2 separate regions of the Homo sapiens genome follow, and region 2 is linked to region 1. A link is a loop called in an ENCODE intact Hi-C map of the cell type or tissue named here. Cell type or tissue: gastrocnemius medialis. All regions are shown on one strand. Each heading gives the region's core, and the rest is flanking DNA. Links, peaks and the distances in the headings are about the cores only. Region 1 holds the start of SNX1 (sorting nexin 1). Region 2 overlaps DAPK2 (death associated protein kinase 2).

Region 1 (2,849 bases), core at 1-2,500:
GATTACTGATTTCCACATTACAAAGATTATTTTTTTCTAATACCTAACTCTTATTAGAGACCCGGATATTTATTACTGAGGCAGGAGAATAGGGTCTGGAGGCAGGGAACTTAAGGGCAATTCATGCTGAATCAAGGAAAAACACCAAGGTTTGGGGGCAGGGAATCTGAGGTCAACTTACGTTAACTTTCTAAAAGAGAAAACACCAAGGTCTGGGGGCAAGGAATCTAAGGCCAATTCGTGCTGACTTCCCAAAGCTGAATTCCCAAAAGGAACCCCCTGGGTTTGGGGGCAGGGAACCTAAGGCCAATTAAGGCCAACTTCCTAAAGCTAAACCAAAAGGAAAAAACCCATCTGCCCACGCCCGAGTGGCAAAGGATCAAAGGCTACTATCCCTGCAACCCTCCCCATCCACCACGTCTCACATGGAAAGGGAGAGTGCCTTAGACTGGCCGCAGGCCAAGCAGGGACCATCCGTTCATCTGCACAGGACGCCAATTCACCTCGGCCTTTAGCCACAGACCAAATCCTTCATCCAGATAAGGGGTAACCCATAGGAACCATAAAAGGAGCACTTAAAATCCAGAAAACTTTGTAAGTGGGCTCTTGAGCCCCTTGCTCCGGCCCACTCACACCCTGTGGGGTGCTTTCTCGCTTTAATAAATTCCTGCTTTCGCTGCTTCGTTTGTGTTTCATTCCTTTGTTATTTTGTGCGTTTTGTCCAATTATTTGTTCAAAATGCCAAGAACCTCGACAACCTACACTCAAGGGCCTCCTACCGGTAACATTACGGGAAACACCATTTCCTCATCACATTTCAGATTTGCTCCCAGTGAGGTACGTGGGCACTTGAACACATCCCTTTAAAAAGGAGAAAGCTTTCTGATCTATGTAGTGATTTATCTGGCAGTGCCTTCTGTCCACCAGCCTCTGGCCTGATTTTCCTAGAGATCAGAAGAATCAACATAACTTTTGTAAACTAAGATCCAGAAAGGGCCTTTGGTTATTATCGGTAAATGCTGGGCTAAAGAAAGAACTGGTGGGCGGGTCACCACCCCAGGCTAGTCCACATAACGCTATTCATCTTAGAAGCAGTAAGACGGGGGAAAGGTCTGCATCCCATTCGCTTATTCCGTCCTACTGAATCTGCCTTGGCAGGACACGACCTGCAAAATAACCCCGTGGATCCGTGGAGTGTCACCACACTGCAGGGTCAAAGGACGGCGTCGGCGGTTCTCGGCTGTTAGGGAGCTAGCCGACGAAGGCACCACAACCCTCATTCTTTACTCTTCCCGCCTGGGGGCCGGGAAGCCAAGCTCTACCGCTTCGAGCACATCCAGGGTCCCCGGGGCCCGGACTGCTGACACCGAGGCAAGGTCTCACCGGGCCCACTCTGCCCAACCTCCCCGATTCTCGCTTAGCCTCTCTTCCCTTTCGGGGTGCCCTCCCGCCTGCTACCCCGAGGGGTGCAAACTCACGACCACCGCGGCGCCGGTGAAAATGTCCTCCCCCTCGGTGTCGCTGTCCCCAGCCTCGGGTTCTGATCCCCCGGCCGCCCCCTCGGACTCCGGCTCCAGGCCGGGGAAGGGCGGAGGCAGTCTCTCCGAAGCGCTACAGCCACCACCACCCGACGCCATCTTCTTCCACCCGCGGCGGAAGCCGCAACAACAACTTTATCGAGAGATAGCGCCGTGAGCAAAGCGATCCAACGGTGCGAGGAGTGGGAGGGCCGCAAGGGACCCCGTGGGATCCGAGGGGCGGAGACCTAGGGGCGGGGCTTAGGCGCTGGGGGCGGGGCGGCACCCGGCCAGCTGAGGCTGCGCAGCAAATCCGAGGCCTGGTTCGCGATGCTGAGATATTAACGAGTGGGGCCAAAGGGGCAGAAAAGTAGGAGTTAGGGGCTGCTCAGGTTTCTAGGGCCCTTTGTGCTCTGGATAGCTTTATCCAACAGGCTTCTAAGAGTTCGTCTGAATGAAGGAGTGTCACTAAAATGTTTGAAAACCTCTACATGCCATCTACCCATGCCAAGCACAATGCCCTCACAGAGAGTCAATAAATATTTCGATTGAGGTATCTGAACAAGACTAGAAGAAAGCTTCACCACTTATTCCTTGAGCAACATTCAGTTAATTCATTAAGAAATACAGATACTGAGCATCTACTGTATGCCTGGCACCTTGCTGTGAGTTTCAGATACAGAAATCAGGTATTTAATCGACAGTTCGACATGTTCAATGCTATGGTGCCCTGTGGGAGCACAGGGAAAGAGATAATCAATTCTGCTTGGAGAAGTAGGGAGGCCTCACAGATGAAGTGAGGCCTCAGTGTCCTAGATTTGGCTGGAAAAATGTTAGGATTATCCTCTCAATTGCTGTGGAGTAAGTGGAGTGGAATAGACGGCAGGGAAATTATTGAACCCTGACCAAAATTTCCTTGGGACCTAAGCAATTCATTGTCTGGTGATCCTAAGGCCTACATTAACTAGACAAACAAGACTGGAGTTTAAAGATAAATGGGCATGTTAGCATGGGACAATTCTGCAAGATAATCCTATCTTCTCAATAGAAATGGCATTTGTCACCAACTTTGACAAGAGGTTTAGTTAGTTTGGTTGTAACTGCAAATTCAGGGATGGACTCCCTCACAGGTCATGTGAGCTGTTTGAAGGCGGGGGCAGCGTTTTATCTTTGTATCTTCCATGCCTATGGATCACCTATGGCAAATTAGTACCTACAAATTTGATCGGAGGGATGGATGGATAAAATAAAATCGATTTTGTTACTGGCATCCATCACACCCACGAACACCAGAGGGCTTAAGATACACTTTTTTTTTTTTTTTTTTTTTTG
Region 2 (2,908 bases), core at 284-2,783, 81 kb after region 1:
TTGGATTAGAGGCTTGAGACATTGCACCCAGCCTATGCTATTTCTAACTGTCACAATAACCTTGCAAGGCAGCGATTATTTACCCCACTTTACAGATGAGAACACTGAGGCTCACTGAGGGCAAATCACTCATATCCCAAGTCACCCTGGGATTAAAATCCATGTCTCTTTGGCTCCAAAGCCAGAACAATTTCCACTGAACTACACTGCCTCTCTGTGATAATGGACTCTAAGAAACTTGCTGGAGAAGGATAGTGCCAGTTACTTTGGGAAACTCATGGATAAGGGGGGTCAGGTGTGGAAGGTGCTGGAGAGGTGGACAGGACCATGGCTGTGGGCAGAGAATCTGTAAGAGGCCGTGTGTCCTGCTGGTGGCGGCAGTACCTGAGAGAGAGGAGGACTTTCCTGCTTATGGCCATGCTGACCTGCAGTCCCCTGGAGCCAGCCCTCCCTGCGCTGCGTGGGCCCTGAAGAGCAGAGGCTGCTTTGTCCTCTCGGATGCTTTCCTGAAGAACCCAAGCCTTCCTCCCTATGCCCCCTTTCCCTGCTGTGTTAGTTTGCTGGGGCCTCCATAACAAATGGCCACAAACTGGGTGGCTTCAAACAACATAAATTTATTCTCTCCCAGTTGTAGAGGTCGGAAGTCCAAAATCAAGGTGTCAGCAGGGTTGATTCCTTGGGGAGGCTCTGAGACAGAATCAGTTCCATACCTGTCTCCTAGCGTCTGGTGGCTGCTGGTGATCCTTTGTGTTCTTGGCTTGTAGACACATCACTCCAATCTCTGCCTCCATCTTCATGTTGCTTTCTCCCTGTGTGTCTCTGTGAGTTCTCTTCTGTCTAATCTCTGCCTGCCTCACTCTTATGGCATCTGTCATTGGATTTGGGGCCCACTCAGGTAATCCAGAATGATCTCATCTTAAGATCCATAAATTAATTACATCTGCAAAGGCCCTTTTTCCAAATGAGGTCATGGTCACATGTGCCAGGGGTTAGAATATGGAAATATATTTTAGGGAGCCACTATTCAACCCACTATGACTGCCCACCCCTGTTTCTTCTTGGAGTTGCATGAGAACTTTGGGGGTCAATCCACTCACTGCAGGCTGGGCACTGAGCTGACAGCAGCTGCCTCTACTCTGCCTATAGCAGTGCCCTGAGTGTTGTGGTCAAGTGGTCTCGATCCTTTAGACCTTTAGGCAATGGGAAGACCTTATATAAAGAGCTCACAGAGCAGCTCTGGGATTAGCTACTTTTGAACGTCAGAGTGGTAATTCCCACCTCGAACATGCTGTCGTTGTCCTGTGTGGCATAAGCAAGAGAGAGGCTGTCCTTGGCATGGCAGGGCCCTGTGGGTCAGCCAGGCTGTTTGTTCTCCTGCCAGACTGCAGCTGGCACAGACTCCTGACCACACGGTACCCTTTCCTGCTGCCTTACATTTACTTAACACTGCAGAATCTGTTCTTCTCTCCTCTTCTGTCCAGATCTCCCTCCCCATCATTCCCTGCCCACCTCCTCTTAGCATTCTTCCTTACTGCATGCCTCTTGGCTATCAACGCATCTGGTACTTTATCTGTCCTCCCTCCTTCAACAATGTCAGAATGTTTTTTTTTTTTTTTTGAGATGGAGTCTCGCTCTTTCACCCAGGCTAGAGTGAAGTGGCTCTATTTCACGATTTCAGCTCACTGCAACCTCCACCTCCCAGGTTCAAGTGATTCTCCTGTCTCAGCCTCCCAAATAGCTGGGATTACAGGTGCCCACCACCATGCCCAGCTAATTTTTGTATTTTTAGTAGAGACGGGGTTTCACTATGTTGACCAGGCTGGTCTCGAACTCCTGACCTCAGGTGATCCACCTGCCTTGGCCTCTCAAAGTGTTAGGATTACAGGCGTGAGCCACCAAGCCCAGCCAGGTCTTATTTTTGTGTAATAATATTAACTCTTCTGAGGGATCAGGCCTTGTTTTTCCAGTTAGATGTAAGCCCCCCTGCAGTACCATGCAGTCTTTGGTAAACACCTGTCAGTGCCTCCTTGGCTGCTCAACTGGCATAGGAAAGTGTTTGGTCTTGTCTCCTCTCTGTTCCTAAATCATTGGGTGATTTTGAACAAGTGACCTACTCCCAGGGTTTTCATTTCTTCCTGTGGAAAGCCAGAATGTTGGACTATCGGATACTATCAAAGGTCCTTTTCAGGCAGAACACTGTGTGATTGTCCCAACAGCTCTCAGGTCTCTGAAGGCTCATGTCTGATAAGGCCAGGGCCTGGACCAACATAAATGTTCTCCTTGTGGCCAAGGTAGGGTCAGAGATCCCATTCCCTGATCCTGGTCCCAGCAGTGCTGCCTCCGCAGGTAGTATTCCTAAAAACCCAAACTGCAGGATGGACCATGCTTTTCCCTGTAAAGCATTCTCTGTGATAACCCCATTTCCCAAGGATCAGGTTCTCCGTGGGTAGGTGAAGTCCATCTGGGAGCCTAGTTAGAGGAAAACCAAGTAGATAAACACTTGACCTGTGTTGGTGCAACCTCAGCAAGGCCTCTGGCAGCCTAGCCTCCTGGCCAGAACCCTGGCTAGAAGGTGTTTCTTTCTGGCACAGCTGCCAGCCACACCCAGAGAAGGTTGGGGCCTCTCCCATTTTCTAAGTGAAATGACTAATTAGTCCTGAAGCAGGAGATTTCTATCTGCTCATAATGGCATCATGATTTATTCATGTGAGGCTGGACCACTTACAGGGACTGGTCCCATGTTTCCTCTGGCTTTGATGTGATATGAGGCCAACTGTAGTTTTCCAGAATGAATAATTTCTCAAATCCAGCTTGCTTTCTCAGTCACCGCTGCCAGGAAACCTATAACTCTGTTCACTTAATAGCACCCTCCTTCCCAGGTCTGCAATCATTTTAGAAGGAATGCATT

The links. Peaks named below come from ENCODE experiments on the same cell type or tissue, not always from the same donor. Only the 100,000 strongest peaks of a DNase experiment are listed, where the experiment ranks them.
Region 2: it touches region 1 in a loop (2.7-fold over the local background); 3 of 110 quality-filtered maps call a loop at or near these places.

What each region holds. Positions count from the first base shown.
Region 1 is chr15:64,094,802-64,097,650 of GRCh38, reverse strand. SNX1 (sorting nexin 1) reads right to left here and starts at 1,669. Exons shown (of 15, transcript NM_003099.5): 1 at 1,479-1,669. The coding sequence starts at 1,637. RefSeq lists enhancers at 1,346-1,425, 1,566-1,685. In gastrocnemius medialis, for the core only: CTCF peaks have their summits at 791 and 1,495; a DNase peak (open chromatin) is centred at 1,720; H3K4me3 peaks cover 2,450 bases; H3K27ac peaks cover 2,500 bases.
Region 2 is chr15:64,013,637-64,016,544 of GRCh38, reverse strand. All of the region lies in intron 2 of DAPK2 (death associated protein kinase 2), which reads left to right. Among named protein-coding and RNA genes, the nearest start is that of DAPK2, 31 kb to the left of the region's middle. In gastrocnemius medialis, for the core only: no CTCF peak of the experiment used is centred there; DNase peaks (open chromatin) are centred at 1,354 and 2,550; H3K27ac peaks cover 2,500 bases.